Regions from separate parts of the Mus musculus genome. Here region 2 is linked to region 1. A link is a loop called in an ENCODE intact Hi-C map of the cell type or tissue named here. Cell type or tissue: heart. All regions are shown on one strand. Each heading gives the region's core, and the rest is flanking DNA. Links, peaks and the distances in the headings are about the cores only.

What was found. Peaks named below come from ENCODE experiments on the same cell type or tissue, not always from the same donor. Only the 100,000 strongest peaks of a DNase experiment are listed, where the experiment ranks them.
Region 2: a loop joins it to region 1, with 2.6 times the contacts of the local background. A loop is called at or near these places in 2 of 42 quality-filtered maps.

Annotation. Positions count from the first base shown.
Region 1 is chrX:162,824,925-162,834,677 of GRCm38, forward strand. Txlng (taxilin gamma) reads right to left here and starts at 4,530. Exons shown (of 10, transcript NM_178935.5): 1 at 4,315-4,530. The coding sequence starts at 4,416. In heart, for the core only: no CTCF peak of the experiment used is centred there; a DNase peak (open chromatin) is centred at 4,587; H3K4me3 peaks cover 1,829 bases; H3K27ac peaks cover 1,443 bases.
Region 2 is chrX:162,754,491-162,764,243 of GRCm38, forward strand. It overlaps Rbbp7 (retinoblastoma binding protein 7, chromatin remodeling factor), which reads left to right and starts at 5,882. Exons shown (of 12, transcript NM_009031.3): 1 at 5,882-6,217; 2 at 7,085-7,229. The coding sequence starts at 6,202. In heart, for the core only: no CTCF peak of the experiment used is centred there; DNase peaks (open chromatin) are centred at 5,081 and 5,791; H3K4me3 peaks cover 3,392 bases; H3K27ac peaks cover 3,717 bases.

The DNA.
Region 1 (9,753 bases), core at 1,184-9,183:
AATCCAATTGAGGCTTGTACCCTGAGAAATATGCCCAAGGTTACAGAGCTATTATGTGGCAGAGAGCCAAGAGTCTTGACTCTAAAACCCATACTATTTACCCACTGCTACACTACTTATTACCATAAGATAGATGAAAGGGCACTGGGTTCCAGACTTAGCTTCATCCCTTGGGCAAATCACCTGACCTTACATAGCAGTGTGTCATCAGTAAATGAGGGCAATGTCAGCTGCCCAACCTTCTCTACAGCATCTGAGTGATGCTAAAAGAATGAATGCATTTGCAAATATGCTATAAAAATGATAGGACACTATATAAAAGCTTTTGTTAAGGTGAATCCAAGTATCAAAATGGTTTGTAGACCTAAAATCAAATTTAGTAATCGTTACATATGTTTCAAGACTTTTATTTTTAATTATCTGTATGTGTGAGGGTATGTGCAGATACCCATAGAGGCCAGAGGCATTAAGAGTTCCCTGAAGCTGAAGTTGTCGGCCAGGTGATATGGGTGCTAGGAATTGAACTCTGGTCCTCTAAAAGAGCTTAATGGCTGAGACATCTTTCCAAGGTCTGTCCAAATAGTTTTATTCAATGATGATAAATCATCTTTTAACATTCCCACTGGGTAGTGGTGGCCCAGGCCTTTAATCCCAGCACTTGGGAGGCAAGAGGCAGGCCTCTAAGTTCAAGGCCAGCCTGGTCTCCAGAATGAGTTCCAGGACAGCCAGAGCTACACAGAGAAACCCTGTCTGGAAAAACCAAAACACTCCCAAGCAGAACTTTAGTTAAAAACAAAAACAGAGACATTTAAGACTAAACTAGGGAGACAGTTAAATGACCAATTTGGCAGACACTCTGGACTACATAGTGAAACTGTCTGCTAATAAACACATACATACAGTGGCAACTTGACATGATATGATGGCACATGCCTGTAATCCCTGCATTCAGAAGGCTAAGGTGGAAGAATGAGAATTTTGAGCCCAGCCTGGACTACATGGTGAAATACGATCTCAAAAAACAACATACCACAGGCTGGCAAAAATAGCTCAGAGGGTAAAGGCACTCGCTGCCAACCTGAGTTTGATCTATAGGGACACATATGGTAAATGTTGTTTTCTGACCACCATACACATGTCATGACTGGCACAGACACAGACAGACAGATACAGATACACACACACACACACACACACAAATATCAGCGAAGTAAGAAAAAAAAATCAGTTGGTGCCAGCAATGGGAAGGATGACTAGTTGGAGCATAGGCTACCCTAGACACATGTTATATACTTGCCAAAATTCATACATTATATAACAAACCCTGTAAGCCATGGGTTTAGTCAGTAATAATGTATCTGTCCTGTCTAAACAACTATAACAAATTGTAACACATTACTGCAACATGTAAATAAGGGGAAGGGGTATTTGTAAACAGGAAGAGGAGAACTCTGTACTTTATGCTTATAACTAGTTTGGTTGGTTGGTTGGTTTAGTTTTTCAAGACAGAGTTTTTCTTGTGTAGCAGCCCTGGCTATCCTAGAACTCACTTTGTAGACTAGGCAGGCCTTGAACTCAGAGATCTGCCTGCCTTCTTGAAGTTAGGCTAGTATAATTGAAAAAGAAAGTTTAAAACTTTACTTAACTTTAACAAATTGAAGCTGGGCCTAATGGTACAAACCTGTAATCCCCACCACCCAATCCCTAGTATTAAAAAATAGGCAAATTAGATCGCTACATGTGGTTAGTGCCTATAATACCAGCAGTTTTAAGGCAATTTCTCAAATGACACCTAAAAATATACTGCAATATTACCTTTAGAAGAGAAAAGTCACCTCAAGAGCCTGTTCAAGTGAATATAGTTATGAAACCATGCTATAATTAACTGAGGAGGTCAAGAGTGACTAGGCACTTAAGCCCAGGAGTTCAAGGCCAGCCAGATGAACAAAGCAAGATTCTTTCTCTTTTTAAAAAAGTGGGTGTAGTATTTTTACTTGCATAGCACTTGGGAGGCCAGACCAAACTCTGCCTCAGAAAAATAAAAATGACCAGGCAGATGATTTGAACCAGGGACCAAGAGAGCCCATCTCCACATTTCTTCACTTCAAGTCCTATGATATAAATAATAACAAGAAATCACGTTTCTCAATTCCTCCAATACTCTAAAAACAACTGAAATTGTTTAACATCATTTCTGCTTCCTGAAAAACAAAAATATAGAGGTTAAGTTAGAAAAAGGAGCATTTTCTTAGGTTCCTCACCTAGAATCAATAAACTGAAGATCATGAATGAGCAACTAAAAATTAATGTTTACTGACACAAGATGTTCACCCAATTTTGAACTGATGATTCAAAATGTAATGTTAGCTTCTATTCCATTTTATAGTAAGATAGAAACCAAGAGTCCCAAAAGAGCATGAGCAAAGAAATACAAAGGTAGTAAAAATAAAAGACATACAAGACTATTCATATACAGCCATTAACCAAAGCTCTGAACTCTGAGAGTCTTAGCCTCATAGGTTAAAATACTAGTTAATTAAACCTTACTTCCTAATTCAGTGACTTTCTGTCCTTATTCCAGTGGCATAAAAGGGAACTTATGTCCTCAATTGCAGTGGCTTTTTATCATCAGAGGTTTCCCCTGGGGAACCTATGAAATCAAACACTGAGTTTGGCTCCCCACCCTCAGGGAATAAATGTCCAAAGTGACAGTGCTGAATCCCTAAAGAACTGTTGGGCCACAACTTTTCCAGTGTCCCAAGCAGTAGGTCCCTCTTTTATGAGACAGAATAGAACATGAAAATACCGGACCTTAGAAATAAAGCACCCCAGGCCAGAGTGGTGGCTCACTGCTGTAATCTCAGCACTCAGGAAACAAAGGCAAGAGGAAAATGGTACTTTCAAGACAAGCCTGGGCTACATAGTCAAATGAGGCCAGCCTGCTACAGGGTAACCGATTTCACAAAAAAAAAAAAAAAAAAGTGAGGGAAAAAAGGAACAGGCCCCAAAAAGCCAATTCTTGACACTGCTCAAATGTAAACCAGACCTTTGTTCTCCCTTTTGAAGTTCATGAATCGCATTAGAAAAATATTATTTCGTAACTTCATACAGGAGTGGCTTTTAAGATTAGTCAAATACATAATTAAGTAATATTAAATAGCTCTCAGTGGTCAAGCAGGGTGTCCAACAAGTCAAGCGGTTTCAGTATGTTCTCCTGCAAGGCAAAGGGATGGAATTTACACTTTTTCAATACCATACACCCCAGTTCTTGGTTCCTGGGCCTGAAAGCCCTGTACCCTACTCGTTGTGCAATCATTGTCAAAACTCCACCCACTGAGCTCCAGAACAAGTGGATTTCTCCCATTCTGAAAGAGATCTCGATTTTCTTGTATCCAGGGAGACACTGAAAACTCCTTGACGTGAGTCAAGTAAGGCAAGGGGAAACAAACAGTCCAGCTCTTCTCCTAGATTAAGAAAGACCAAAACCGAAGCCCAGGAGGAAACTCAAGTTTCCACTTATCAAATTAAAAAGAAAGAAAAGAAACAGAGGGTAGTGGCAGGAAGCCGGAGACAGCTATCAGAAGATGATGCTGGTTCCCCAGCATCACCACCTCATCCCCAGCCTCACACTCAAGGCAGGTCCATGATGCCCAGAGACCAAGCCCCGTTGTGGATCCCGGGAGCCCCGCGGCGTCCCCCGCGTAGCCACCCGCGCAGTGTCGCGGGGGACCGCGGGGGGGCAAGGGGAAGGGGGGAAGGGGCGAAAGGCAGCCCCGGCTTCTGCGCTGTTATCTTACTGCGCAACAGCCTCAGCTCTGAGGCCGGGGAGCACCCCGCAGCGCGCGCCCTACGCACCTGCCCAACACGGAGAGGGCTACCCCGTACCCCGATAAGCCCCCACCCCCACCCCGTCACCTCCTTGGGCAGCGGAGTCCCAGTGCCCGGTGACCACACAGGCTGAAGACTCAACACCCGGGGCAGCACCCGCCGCACGTGGCTGTCACACCTGGAGCGCCCCTGCCTAGCACCCCTTCACCCTCTCAGACCGGGGTCCACCATGTCCTCCCTCAGCCCCCTACTAGGCGTAGTGTCCCCAAGTCCCAACCACCGTCCCTTCTCACCAGATCCATTTCAGTCACAACCACCCCGCACCTGCTCCCCAACTATCGTCACTCTTCTGAAGGAAAAGGGGGAACGGGCCGGATGTTCGTCCCGTAGCTAAAGGTAAAGGGGTAAGTGAAGAGGTGAACCCCAAAAAGGGTAACCCAATCATCCCCGCGACCCAACCACAACGAAGGCGTCCCCTCCACTGACCTTCTGCGGGGGGCTACGTCGCCGTCCGCCCCGTCCGCCCTCACTAGCCTCCTCAGTACCGCCGCCTCTTCCTCGCGTTACCTCCTCAAGCCGAGTCGCCATGAGGTGACGGCAGCAGCCAAACAAGCGGCTGGACCAGGGGCACGGAACCTCTCAGGGGCTTCAGCCCCGCCCCCTTTACACCCCAACCAATCGTAGCGTGAGAGTCTTCTCACGTGACCGGAGGAGGTTGGCTCCTGAGGAAAGGCAGTTTGTTGGGGGTGGGGAGCGTAAAATTTTGGGCTGGGCTTCTGTTAGGGCCGAAGGGCAGACAGAGGCCGCTGGAGTCTGCGCGGACCGGGAAAGGGAGTAGACTACGAGTCCCAGAAGAATGTGCGGCCCCGGCGTCCAGCCATGAATCCGGATAGGAGCGTCCTGGGGGAAGAGTACCCGCTGTGCTGAGTGTGCAGCCTTCTGGGGCTTGTAGTCTCTGAGCGGCAATGTCGCGGTACCGGAAAGTAGTCGTTATTAACCTACAAGAAAAGTTTTAAAATCTTCCAGAGTTTGAGAAGGAATAGAATCAGAGACACTTCTTTGTGGTTTTGCTTTTTTTGCTCTTCTTCATAATTGTGCAAGTATAATTTGAGAATAAGAGACTCTTTTAACTTCGCTATTTTCGAGGTGGGAGATGCAGTCTCAGAATTTGGAACATTGGACACTTGCCCAGAGTACAGCCTCTCTACCAGAGTTCTCCCCAAGGTTTAACTGTCCAGAGTTCCTTTGGGCTGGAAGCCTATTCACCTTTGCCCAACTGATCTGGCTTCAAGTACAGTTCTCCATGTTAGTTCAAGATTAATTCGTATTTAAAATGTCTTGCTTTTTGCACCATATGTTTTGCTAATTAAAAATATCACGAACTCTGTTTACTAAAACAGTTATTTTTTTCTTGATATGTTAGAGAAGGTCACTCAGAAATATCCCCTGTTTTCTATTTAATGGAACCAGATCCTTAGTGGCCTAGTGTCTAGAAGTCACTGACCATCACAAAATCCGGAATTGAAATAATTCACTATGAAAATCTGTACAAATATACTTTCCTACAGTTGAACACAAAACAGTGATACCAGGAGCCAAAACTTAAATAACTTGAGGGACTGAAAATTTCAAATGAGCAAATTCTTAGGAGAAAATAGGGTTGGTTTTGTTATTAATGTTGTTTGGGGGTTTTATTGTTATTTTTTTTTTTTGTGGTGCTCATTATCAAACCACGGATCTCATACATACAACACCTGCACTCAACCACTGAACTACACTCCAGCTCAGTTCAGTTGAAGAAATTCTTTTTTTTTTTTTTTTTTTTTTTTTTTTTTGGTTTTTTTGAGACAGGGTTTCTCTGTGTAGCTCTGACTGTCCTGGAAGTCACTCTGTAGACCAGGCTGGCCTTGAACTCAGAAATCCACCTGCCTCTACCTCCCAAATGCTGGGATTAAAGGCGTGTGCAACCACACCCAGCCATGCTGAAAAAAAATTTTTAAGATTTTATTTATTTATTTATTTATTTACTTATTATATATGATGAGTACCCTGTAGCTGTCTTCTTTTTAAAATTTATTTATAATAACAAATATGTACACTGTAGCTGTCTTCAGACACACCAGAAGGACATCAGATCTTATTACAGATGGTTGTGAGCTACCATGTAGTTGCTAGGAATTGAAATCTGGATATCTGGAAGAGCAGTCAGTGCTCTCCAGCCCAAAGTTTTGGGGGTTTTTTTGGACTTAGAAAGAAAATCTCATTTACAGTTCATACGTTTATAACAGATGTCAGAAAATTACTCCTTAACCTGCTGTGGTGTTGCAACCTTTGGAGACCCCCATGCAGGAGACAGAGACAGGTGCATCTCTGTGAGTTTGAGGCTAGTCTGGCCTACTTAATGAGTTTCAGGCCCAGCCAGTATTACATAACCCCGTCTCAAAAAAAAAAAAAAAAAAAAAAAGGAAAGAAAGAAAAGAAAAGAAGCCTGGCACTGGTGTATAACAGGACAGCTGGACTACATAGAAAAACCCTATTTCAAAAAAACAAAAGGGAAAAAAAGGGAGAAAGAAAAGAAAATTGCTCCTCAATATGTTAATTTTTTCAGGAGATTTGAGAGTATAGTTACTTCTGATTGTTTAGTATGCCAACTAGGCATGCCTGTAATCCCAGCTTTGGGGGAGTCAAAATTACAACTAGAAAAGAGAATCTTGGCTACATAGTTACAAGGCCAGGCAGAGTAGTGCGGTCAAGCCAGCCTGGTCTACAAAGTGAGTTCCAGGACAGCCAGGGCTATACAGAGAAACCCTGTCTGGAAAAACAAACAAACAAAAAAAGGCTAGTCTTGCTTAATATCTACATACCAAGTTCCAGGCCAACCAGAGCTATCACAGTGAGACCCTGTCTCTCTCTCACACACACACCTCAAGAAAGAATGCACTGTAGCACAAATGATAAAGTAACTTGAGAAGGGGGGTAGGGCGGGGGATACACTGTAGCACAAATGATAAAAGTACTTGAAACCTGGGCTCAAACAAAGAATAAACTGTAGCAACAATGATAATGTAACTTATAAAACTATACAAAAGATAGCTTTTGCCAGGTCACACACACACACACACACCCTTCATGAATCAAACCAATTTGTTTTGATTTTTTGTTTGTTTGTTTGAGACAGGGGTTTCTTTACATAGCTCTGACTGTCTCGGAACTCCCTAGACCAGGCTAACCTAGACCTCACAAAGATCTGCCTTTCTCTGCAACCTAAGTGCTGAGATTGAAGGCATTTGCCACTTGGCTCCTTTTCTATTTCTGAAAGTATAATTTGATTACAAAATGCTTCCCTTCCCTTCCCTTCCCTTCCTTCAAACCTTCCCAACCACCCCACATTGCCCTCCAGCCACTGCTAGCTAATGTATTCTATTGAGAGCTCAGATTCCAGGCCTAACAGATTCAAGTCTTTGTTTCTGAGTCTTAAAGGGGCACTCCATACAGTCTTCGGTGATTGTTTTCACCTTTGTTCCAGGAAGTATCTGTTTAAAGCACAGTGCTTGTAAATTTGCTTGACAATAGAGTAAAGGCCGTGCAAACCACAGCTCCCAGCAAGCCGGAATTCTCTAGGGCTCACAGAGGGCTGGAGCTCTGACCTTGGTAAGTGGTCTGTTTATTCAAAGGACCTTATTTATTATTTGCATTGTTTTTCATTGGGGGAAGGAGCTGAAGAGGTGGCTTCCCAGTTAAGAGTGCTTGGGGCTCTTGCAGAGGACTGCAGTTAGGTTCCTAGCACCTGCGCCATGCAGCTCACAATTACCTGTAACTAAAATTTCAGGGCATCTCACACCTTCTTTTTTTTTTTTTTTTTTTTTTTTGGTTTTTCTAGACAGGGTTTCTCTGTATAGCCCTGGCTGTCCTGGAACTCACTTTGTAGACCAGGCTGGCCTTGAACTCAGAAATCCGCCTGCCTCTGCCTCCCAAGTGCTGAGATTAAAGGCGTGCGCCAGCATGCCGGGCTCATCACCCACCTTCTTATCGCCTCCTAGGGCATCTGCATGCATGTGCACATGCTAACTACAGGCACATACACACACAAGTACATATAAGAAAGTTTTAATCGTGATAAAAATAAATCTTGAATTTTTCTTTTCTTTTTTTCTCCAGTGATGAGGACAGAACCCAGAGGGACTTCTGCATGCCATCAAGGGCTCAACGACTGAGCCACGTTCCAGGCCCATTCAGAACCTTATTAGTCTTGGACATGTGGCACAAAACTGCTCCTGTGCCTATGAAGCCCAGTTCTGAGCTTTCATATGTTCTAGCCATCATTTTTGCGAATCAGGAAGCGTTCTAGACAGACTCATCACTACTGCAGAGGGAGAATTCTGCTGCTGCTGCATTAGGTATCTAGGACGTGGACACCCTCAGAACTCATAGCTGGAGGCAAGACTATTAAGATATTTAAACTGTGATATTCTTCTTCCCTTGGTTTTGTTTAAAATTTTAACTTTTGAGGCTATTTTTGAATACATAGCATCTCACTCTAGAGTCCAGGCTAGCTTGAACTGGCAACAATACTTCTACCTCCCCCTCCCAAGTGCTATGAGTATAGCTATGAGCCACACCACACCTCCATTCCTACCATTTATTTTGTCTTTCATTCTTCTTTTCTTTTCTTTCTTTCTTTCTTTCTTTCTTTCTTTCTTTCTTCCTTCCTTCCTTCCTTCCTTCCTTCCTTCCTTTCTTTCTTTCTTTCTTTCTTTCTTTCTTTCTTTCTTTCTTTCTTTCTTTCTTTCTTAAGATGGATCTTCCTTTGTAGTCCTAGCTGGCTAGCCTGTCCATGTAAACCAGGCTGGCTTCAAACTCATAGAGACCAACTTGCTTCTGCCTCCCAAACACTGTTTTTAAAGGCATGCACTTCCATATTCAGCTAGTTTTAAACTTCTCATCAAATTGCATCAGGCTGTGTGGGTTTGATGAGAGAGAGAGAGAGAGAGAGAGAGAGATATTTGTATTCTGTGATACACATTGATAATAAGGAACCATTTTTGTTCATTTTGGTTTTGTTTACTTTATATGTCAGATCTGAGAGCTTGGGTAATTGATATCTGCCCAGAGAAAAAGGGTAACTTGGATTTCCCCTCCAGGAAGCCCAAATCCCAGGCAGTGTCCTAGGTGCTCATGTTACAAATTTTGGACTTCTGTGATAGTGAGGGCAAGGATGGGGCATGGGATATATGTATCCTCGATACCTACAAAATGCCAGGCATAGAGAAAGCTCTCAACACGTACTTGCTGAGAAAAAAGGGGGAGGATAAGATCCCTTGTACTCAGGCATGGTGATTCATGACTTTAATACTGGTACTCTGGAGGCAGAAGCAAGAGCATTGCCCAAAATTTGAGGACAGTCTGGTCTTCAAAGTAAGACTCTGTCTCAAAGAAGAGGAGGAGAAGGAGGAGGAACTGAGGAGATGGCTCGGTTGATAAAGTGCTTGCTAGGCGCCAGGCATAGTGGCACAGGCCTTTAATCTTGGGAGGCAGAGGCAGGCGGATTTCTGAGTTCCAGGCCAGCCTGATCTACAAAGTGAGTTCCAGGACAGCCAGGGCTATACAGCGAAACCCTGTCTCGGAAAAAAAAAAGTGCTTGGTAGGCAAACACACAAACACAAAGACCCAAGTTTCATCCCCAGCACCCATATGAAGAACTAGGCTTGGGCTGGAGAGATGACTTACCCACTAAAACCATTTGCTATTGTTGTAGAGGAATTGTGTTGGGCTTCCAGCTCACAATCATCCATAACTCCAGTTCCAGGGGACCTGATGCTCTCTCCTGAGTGGCACCAGCCACTCATGTGGTATACATACACACAGGCAAAACACTCCTGTATATATAATCTAAATGTAAATAAAGCAAGCCAGGCTTTACAGCAC
Region 2 (9,753 bases), core at 1,115-9,114, 71 kb before region 1:
CAGTGAACCAGTGTGAAGCTCTGGGTTGCTTAACATTAACAGCTAGTACAAAGGGATAAGCTGGCCTTTTAGAACCCACAAGGAAGCCCCACAAGTTAAATATTAATGCATGTATGCATAGAAAACAATTACTTTAACTAAGATCATAACAGTAAATGAAAGAGTATAAAGTTCAAACAAGCACAATGCATTTTCAATCATAATCATTTTCCTCCAACTCTCTTGCATAATTACATTAAACAATATTGAAGATAATTACTTGGAATTCTGTCACACGAAGACAATTCTTCTCATTTGTATTACTTCTCTGCCATTCCCTTCTACAGCTTTTCCAAAGAGCATAGCGTTATGTTTCTGCTTTCAGAAGGGCAATGTGTCCACTGGAGGAAATGTGAAAAATAGGTCAATGTATATGAAGGAGAAAATAAGCATCATTCTGGGCTACAGATGGAGCTCAGTGGTAAATAGAGTTCTTGCTTAGCCACTTCTTCTTTGCCACTGCCTGGCAAAATTTTTAAACTTTAAGAGGTAAGAGAGATAGGCTGGGCGGTGGTGGCGCACACCTTTAATCCCAGCACTTGGGAGGCAGAGGCAGGTGGATCTCTGAGTTCGAAGCCAGCCTGGTCTACAGAGTGAGCTCCAGGACAGTCAGAGCTACACAGAGAAACCCTGTCTGGAAAAACCATAAAAAAAAAAAGATAAAATTTTTATGTATTAGTCAGGGTTCTCTAGAGTTACATAACTTATGTATAGTCTTTATATAGTAAGGGAATTTGCTATGATGATGACTTACAACTCCCCAGCAATGGGCAGCTGTGAATGGCAAGTCCAAGAATCTAGTAGTTGCTCAGACCCACGAAGCTAGTTGTTTCAGCTGCTCTTCTGTAGAAGTAGGTTGCCAGCAGGTGTGCTGGCAAGTAAGTGCAAGCAGGTGAAGAAGATCGAATCTTCCTTCTTCCAATGTCTTTATGTCCAGGAGAAGGTATGGCTCAGATTAAAGATGTGTTCCACCATGCTTGGACCTAGGACTTGCTTTAATCCCAGGCTGACCTTGAACTCAGAGATCTCCTTGCCTCAAACTCTTGGGATTCAAGGCATATACTACCTTGCCTGAACCTAAGCTTTTTTTTTTTAAAGATTTATTTATTATTATATATAAGTACACTGTAGCTATCTTCAGACACACCAGAAGAGGGAGTCAGGTCTTGTTACGGATGGTTGTGAGCCACCATGTGGTTGCTGGGATTTGAACTCTGGACCTTCGGAAGAGCAGTCGGGTGCTCTTACCTGCTGAGCCATCTCACCAGCCCCGAACCTAAGCTTTTCATAGCCATTATACCTCAAGATCTCCATTCCAAGAAGACCAGGTCAGGAACTTGTGTCTTCCAGCCTCAAGATCTGGATCACAGGTGAGCTCTCCAATTCTGGATTGTAGTTCATTTCAGATAGAGTCAAGCTGACAACCAGGAATAGCCACTACAATGTGCATGGGTGCTTTGCCTACATGTATTTGTATGTGCAGCACAAGCATGCCTGGTGTTTTTTGGAGGCCAGATTCCCTGGAGCTGGAGCTACAGACAGTTTTGAGCCACACCTTATGGCGCTGGGAATCAAACCTGGGTCCTCGGAAAGAACAGCTTAACGCTTGAGCCGACTTTGAACCCAATGAAAACAATTTAGCTTGAATTAAAATAGGTGTTCTTTTGGTTTTGTGATTTGTAGAGTTTTCGGCAAAGGAGCTTTGCTCCTTTGTTGTATTGTTCCTCAGGGCTGGAGCTACCACTCGGAGCCTTTGACATGCTAAGTAATCGCTCCCCTGCAGCCTTAGAGCCCCAGAAAAACAAGCAATTACCAACAGAACAAAGAGTGGGATCCCAGGACTTCCTCTTCTTCTCTGGCTCAAATTCCTACAGCAAAGTTTGGCACACAGTAGGGATTCCAAAGTCATTTCTGCATGCCTGATACTTAGGCCCTCAGCTAGTGTGACAGTGTTTCTGATAAACATAAAATCACTTCTGCTATTGTTGCTCTTTCATGTTTCCAGGAAGCACTTCATCCTAACATACATGTTGTTTTGATGGAAGATTGATTAAATTCAAATCTCAAGTCGTATCTATCCTCAAGTGCTATTACTGTTTACTGTAGCAAACCAAAAACAAACAAACAACCCTGCACCCCCCCAAAAAAAAAACCCCAAACCCTTCTGCTCGCTCTGCTTCTCCTTCTTCATCTGGTAAGCTCTCATCCGGGAGCTAGGCTCTAACGGAACCAAGTTCTCAAATTTATGATCCTGTGTAGAGCACAAGCACGAGCCAACATTTGTCAGGTGGGGAGAAACAAAAGAAACAGCTAAACTGGATAGAGAAAAACAATTCCCCGTGGAGACACATTAGGCCTTGTTGCTGTTTTATAAAGGGTAATCAGGGACAGCGAAAGGTTCAAAACCTATGGGAATGTCTTTCATACTTCAACTTCTGACTCAATGACTCAACGCAGTGGCACAATCAATGTAGAAGGTGAGCTGCCTTTTTAAAACATGAAATAAAATACCAGAGTGCATCACAATACCAAAGATCAGCACTTGTTTCCCGTCATTTGTTTCGGTTTATATACGCATGGACCAGTCTACAAAATTTACTGTCAGTCAAGCTTAAAGAAAATGGGACTGAACGCTATGGCAACTTTGAGTACCGAGAACTGGTACCTAAACACTCGTAGTGTTTGTGGTAGGCACTCGTGCACAAACGTGCACCCAGAGGCCTTGGTGTCTTTCTCTATTGTTCTTCACATTTTTTTTAAGGCAGGGACTCTCACCAAACTGAAGCTTGCTGTTTCAGCTAGGCTGGCTTGCTGGCTAGGGAGCTCCCAGGATTTATCTGTCACTGCAGTCCCCCACCCCGCATTGTTGTGACACGGCAAGTGAAGACACGTCCTGAGCCTGCTGAGTGCCGGGGACTAAAACTCAAAGTCCTCTCGCACAGCAAACACTCTTATCCACTGAGGCATCTTCAAAGATCCGTAAACAGGACCTGTCTTAGTTAACAAAACCCACGTCTCACGCCTAAAACGAGTTGTACTTTCTTTCCACTAGGACTTAACCTACAGAGGAAAAACAAGGAAATAACCACAGAAAAAGCGCCAAGGAAGACCAAGAGCACGGCTAAGAGCCTGGGGAGACAGGCAAAACAAAACCGAACAGTTAAGCAACTCAAAACAGAAGACTGGTGTTAGATTTTTATGGGGGGAAAAAAACACACAAAAATAGATTAGTACCAATGTATTCAATTTAACAAAAACAGTAAAAAAAAACAGTTCCAGCAGGAAGTGGTGATGGACACTTGTAATTGCAGCATCTGGGGGACAATGAATTCAGGAATTCAAGGCTAACCTTGGCTACAAAGTAAGTTTGTGGACAACCTATCCTAAAAAAGAGGCCAAAAAAAAAAAAAAAACAAATTCCAAAGTTAATGAAACATGGTTTCTATGAACCTTTCAGATTAAGTGTACAATAGCATGTGAATAATCTCAAAATTCCTGAAATGTCTGTCCCTCCAAGCTTTCTTCTCAACGTCTTGAAGGTAAACTAAAGAGTATAAAGAATTTAGTTGGGCAGTGGTGGCGCACGCCTTTAATCCCAGCACATTGGGAGGCAGAGGCAGGCAAATTTCTGAGTTCGAGGCCAGCCTGGTCTACAGAGTGAGTTCCAGGACAGCCAGGGCTACATAGAGAAGCCCTGTCTTGGAACAGCCCCCCCCCCCCCAAATAAAAGAATTTAGTTAGCTGGGAAACTCAGGTGAAGCACATTTGCCTACCATGTGCAAGGCCCTGGATTAGATATCCAGGACTGACTAACACACACACACACACACACACACACACACACACACACACACTCGTCCTCTACTCGACCCCCCCCCCACCTCTGTGTGTACACAGTTTAAACTAAATTCATATTGTCTGGGAAGAGTTACTTGTTTTTTGTGACAAGGTTCCTAGGCATTCCAGGCTGGCTTTTGAACAAAGATCCTCCTACCTACCTACCTCCAGTTTCCACGGACTGGGATTACACACCAGGTTCGCTCAGTCCTTTAAACGTTTATTTTAGAAATCATAACTACTCATCAAAATGAGCAAATTATATTACTGACAGGAAATCACCTCTCAAGTCTTCTCTGAGTACACATAGTTCCTGCTGAAGCAGAGCTGTAGGACACAATTATTCTAGAACAAGGTGGACAAGCTCCAGTCCTTTAAATCTCGCCCACCAAGGGGCTTTTGCATGGCCCTGAAGCAAAGCATGATTTTTTTCATTTCCAAGTGATTGAAAAAAAAAACACAGAGAGAGAATATTTTGTGACCTGTGAAAAGTACACAGAGTTCAGATTTCAGTGTCTATAGTTTTGCTGGAAGATGGCCAGGCTTATCCATATTTTCTATGGCTGTTGTGTTACAACACCGAAGGCTGCCTGACCCCTGTCAAAAAAAAAAAGTTTGACCACCAGTGTTCTAGAACTCGGAGGACCCATGCTACTCCACTCTTCTAACCGCCCCCCTCCCGCCTCCAGCCACCTCTTCAGCGTTAGTCACCAGCAAGATTCTTGGAGCTGACATGGAGGGAGGGCGTTATAATAATGAATTGTACCACATGGGAAAACAAGAGACCCAAGACAGTAAATTTCTATATAAGGGAACGTGACTGTTTCTGTCACATACTAGAGTAACGTCTGAGTTGGTTTCTCGATCAGAAAAGAGAGCATCCTCGAGGCCTCTGCATGGTTGCGTTTAAGCATGAAGGCACTTGGAAAGCTATCAAGGGAACAAATGTTCCGGGGGTGTTTCTGCAAGGAGAGCCTCTGAGTTTAGATGTAGACTGTGGTTCCCTTTAAGCGTAGGCGCCTGGGCCCCTCTGCTCTGGCCCTCTTTTTCTCCCTGGGATCATGTGGCTTTCTCTTCACCCCCCCCCCCAAGGCTAAAAAGCTTCAGAGAAATGCAGAGCTCAGGTATGCAGGCCTAGATTAGCCCAGCCCAGCTCTCTCCAGTTCAGCAGCCAGCTGCAGGGTCAAAATGGGACCCCTTCAGGTGACAAGAATGACTCAGCAGGGGCCTAGGCAGGAACTGAGATAGGGAAGCAGTGGCAGGCACAAAATCCCCTGCAGCAGCAGGAAGCTAAAGAACCAGTAGGTTAAGGACGCACAAAGGTGAACATACAAAAAGTCATTTAAGTCAACTTTCGACGAGGGGCGGATTGAAGGCCTGCGCCATCGCAGGCCTTAAATAAAGGTCTGCCCAGCTTCTGGGAGAAAAAAGAAAAACCCGCCCAAGGTCTCTCCTAAAGGTCCCTTTCGCTTATGACAAATGTCACCAGAGCTCGACTGGGCCCTCGATACAGTTGAATGGGGGAGCCTTTGAGGGGTGCAGAAAACTGCGTGGCCGTGATTATCTGGGAGACTTTGCGGGCAGTGTAATCTCTCGAGACCAGGAAACCATTTTCCTCACTGGCTCTGAGATTTTGCTTTGCTAAGGCGGCTGCAGCTTCCCTGCCCCCCTCGCACACCCCCGCCGCCGCCGCCGCCGCCGCGGCTGCTGCTTTAAGCAACCACGCCCCGCGGGCCCCAGGCTTCTTGGCCCTGGGGCTCGCAGCCCCCGCGCAGCCTGCACACCGCGCTCGCATCCGCCCCACCCCCGCGCGGGCCCAGCCGCCCCCGCGGCCAGCCTGGGGAGTGACGCCTCGCGCCTGCGCCTCGCCGACTTCCTGCCGCGGAACGCCCCACCCACTCTCGAGAAGCCCACCCCCGGAGAGCGCGTCAGACCCTCCCGTCGCACGCTATTGGTCCAAGCCGCCGAGCCGTTGGCTCCCAGGCCCGCCTCTTCTCCGCCTCTCCAATTTCCCAGGGCGGCTGCGCCTGCGCTCAGCTGCCTGGGCGGGCTGAGAGGCGCGGGTTGAAAAGTCTCGTTCCAAGTTTGGCGAGAGGGAGAGAGAGGAGAGCGGCTCAGACCTCGCTACCCGCCAGCGGGGAGGAGGCAGAAGAGGAGATCGCGGCGTCTGGGGGGAGAACCCAGACGGCCAGACCGAACTCAGGCTTTTCCGAGCGAGGACTGCGTGACGTGCCTGGGAGAGGCAAGGAGCGCCTGCCGGGCTGCTCTTGACTAGCGAGAGAGAAGTCCGAGGCGGCCAAGGGGGGCGAAACGACCCGACGCAAGATGGCGAGTAAAGAGAGTAAGGATGCCTGCCCTGTGGGGCGGGCGGGCGTGCGGGCGCCGGGACTCCGGGGGGCTGGCGGGCTCCCGAGGCCTCGGCACGCGCTGACGAAAGGCGCGAATTGGCGTGAGGAGCAGGGGGCGGGGCTGGGCGCGAGACTCGCCGCGCGCCTGCAAGGGGGCCTGCGCGACACGGGGCCTGGTCGCCGCCGAGGGCCGGGAGCATTTCCGGAGCCGGGCGCGGGGGCCGAGAGAGAGGCCCCCCTTCCCCCACCCCCACCCCCACCCCGCGGCCTAGCTCCCTCCGACGCCCTTGGCTCGGGGGCGCAGGCGCTCGCGGCCCGAGAAGTCAGCGGCGGGCGCGGATTCTTCCGTGCGCGTGGTCGTCGTCCGTCTGGGGTCGCGGCCCGTGTCCGTGTCGGGAGGGGGGGGAGGAGCTGGATCCCGCCGGACTATGGCTGCCGATCGTGGCTTGGTGGGGAGCTGGGGCCTCCTGCGAGGGTGGGGGGTGGAGGGAGCAGGCCTGTGGGCTGCTGCTGTTCCACGTGGATTGGATCTATTCGAGTGGGTCGGGGCACCGGTTTACAATGCGGATCATCGTAGAACAGGTGCGAGCGGCTATAAAAAGGCTGACGAGCTCGGTGGTAGGGCAATTAATGACCCAATTCGGGTAAGCGCCGGAATCCCGATCTTGGAAGTGGAGGCGAAAACGCTTCCTGATGTTGATCTTCTCACTTTGTGGGAGAGCAGTTCGTGTGAGCAGGATAGGTAAAAGGAAAGAATAGATAAGGTGTGGCCGTCTCGAGGTGACCTCCAGGATCCGTAGCCATGCCTTTGACTCCGAGCCTTCTCAGCCACTTAATTGTGGGCTTTCTCCAAATTTCAGTGTTTGAAGATACTGTGGAGGAGCGTGTCATCAACGAAGAGTATAAAATCTGGAAGAAGAATACACCGTTTCTGTATGACCTGGTTATGACCCATGCTCTTCAGTGGCCCAGTCTTACCGTTCAGTGGCTTCCTGAAGTGACTAAGTAAGGGTTTCTGCCAACTTCTATTTTGTGTAGATTTAAGTACCATGTTAAATTTCTAGGTATTGTTAATGTTATTTTACACACAGAACATAAATACCTAATTGGTTAGGCCGAGGGTGAGGCGGCAAGTGGTTGTTCAAAACTTAAGATGGTTTCTATCGTAGAGGTGTGTTGAGAGGAGAGAATATTGTGTAATACTGTGTATAGGAAACGATGACTATTTTGCCATTCCATGACCAACATCTCTGGACTCTAGATCAATACATTATTTTCAAACTTAATAGGAAAGATTACATACATAACAAATTAAAAGCTATTATGGCTTGATGCATTAAGTGATTTTCTTGAATATTTGTAAGATTTGGCATAATTACTGATATTTATGGAGCACTTAGAATAATAGAACCTGACACATCTGAAGAGTTTAAGCCTCATAACAGAACTACTGTTGCGATTCAGAGATTTACCAGTGAGGAAAGGGGATGAGAATTTTAAGCACGGTGCTCAAGCGCTCACTACTGGCGATCTCATAGCTTACAAACTAGGGCTCAACCAACCAAAACCGGTTGGCTCCAGAATCAAGGCACTTCCTTCACTAGACTACCTTTAGGTAGGCATGTACCTTTTTTTTGTAATTTTTTTAAAAGATTTATTTATTTTTATTATATGTAAGTACACTGTAGCTGTCTTCAAACACTCCAGAAGAGGGAATCAGATCTCATTACGGACGGTTGTGAGCCACCATGTGGTTGCTGGGATTTGAACTTCAGACCTTTGGAAGAGCAGTCGGGTGCTCTTACCAAGTGAGCCATCTCACCAGCCTGGCATGTACTTTTTCTATAGGAATATGGGCACATACCTTAAAAGTATATTGATTTTTTTTTTTTGTCTTTTTTTTGTATAGTGAGCCTATAATTAGGGTCAAATGAAACTAATATACAAGGAAGAATTTGTGACCAGTGGTAAAAAGAAGCTAGTTTTAAAATCACTTGAAAGGGCTAGGTTCCATATATGAATATTGACCTTCCAGATGTGGGCTTGCTGTCTCAAAATCTCATGTTTTTTATTTGCAGGTTTTTTTATGTTAAAATTCCATTTTAAAAATCTAAATGTCCAGTGAGAAGAGTCTTGAATTGCTACATAATGGGGGCTTATAGGCATTGATTTTAATTTTTTCAGCACTGGAGGTGGTTCAAACCCAGGGCCTCAGCATAGTAGGCATGTGCTCTGTGGCTAAGGTGTTTTGAACAGATTCTAAAATAGACTGAGGGTTGGCAAGGTGGCTTCGCATGGTAAGGCACTTGCTTCCAAGCCTAAGAACATGAATTCAGTCTCCAGAACTAGAAAGCATTGACTCCTGCAAGTTGTCTTTTGATCTACACATGTACACTGTTGTAGACATGCATATCCACACACAATAAATAAATAAGTAAATAGAATAAAAATAGAATGAGCTGGGTGTGATGGCACATGGGTATAATTCTAAGTTATAGGCCTGCCTGAGGTATACTCATAAGACCATGGATTTTTGTTTTTGTTTTTTTAAGATTTATTTATATGAGTACACTGTAGCTGTCTTTAGACACACACCAGAAGGCGGCATTAGATCCCATTACAGATGGTGTGAGCCACCATGTGGTTGCTGGGGGATTGAACTCAGGACCTTTGAAAGAGCAGCCAGTGCTCTTAACCACTGAGCCATCTCCAGCCCCAAGACCATATTCCCCCCCCCTCTTTTTTGAGACATTGTTTTTTCTGTAGCCTTGGCTGCCCTGGAAATAAACAAATACACATACACACACACAGACACCAGGTTGTCCACTAGCTCACAAAGATCCACCTGCCTCCCAAGTGCTAGTATTAAAGATGTACCCTACCACCACCTAGCAAGACTGTGTTTCTCAGGAAGACAAAAAAATCCAAAGGGCAAAGGAATAAGTTAAGTGGTTAAGAGCACTAGCTGCTCTTACAAAGTACTTGGGTTTCTGATTCCCAGCGCCCAGCTGGTATGTCAGCCTTCTGTAATCCAGGTCCTAAGAGATGATGCTCTTCTCTCACTTACACAGGCCTGAGGCAGAGAAAACACTGCTATACTTCAAATCTTGAAAAAAATTAAAGAATAACAACAAAAACATCAACCTATCTATTAACAAGGGTATTCAGGTTCTTTGGAATTTTGCTGCATTTGTCTTTTTGTTTTTCTGTTAATTAACAATTATGAACAGTTTGGTTTTTTTTTTTTTAACCTTTTTACTTAACTGAAGCATGATAGAGGCTTTTTTGAATTTTTTAAAAGACTTATTTTTATTTACATTTAAAAATTTTTTTTTGGTTTTTCCGAGACAGGGTTTCTCTGTATAGCCCTGGCTGTCCTGGAACTCACTATGTAGACCAGGCTGGCCTAGAACTCAAGAGATCCACCTGTCTCTGTCTCTGCTGGGATTAAAGGCGTGTGTCACCACTGCCTAGCTTTATTTACTTTATGCATATGAGTACACTGTTGCTGTCTTCAGACACACCAGAA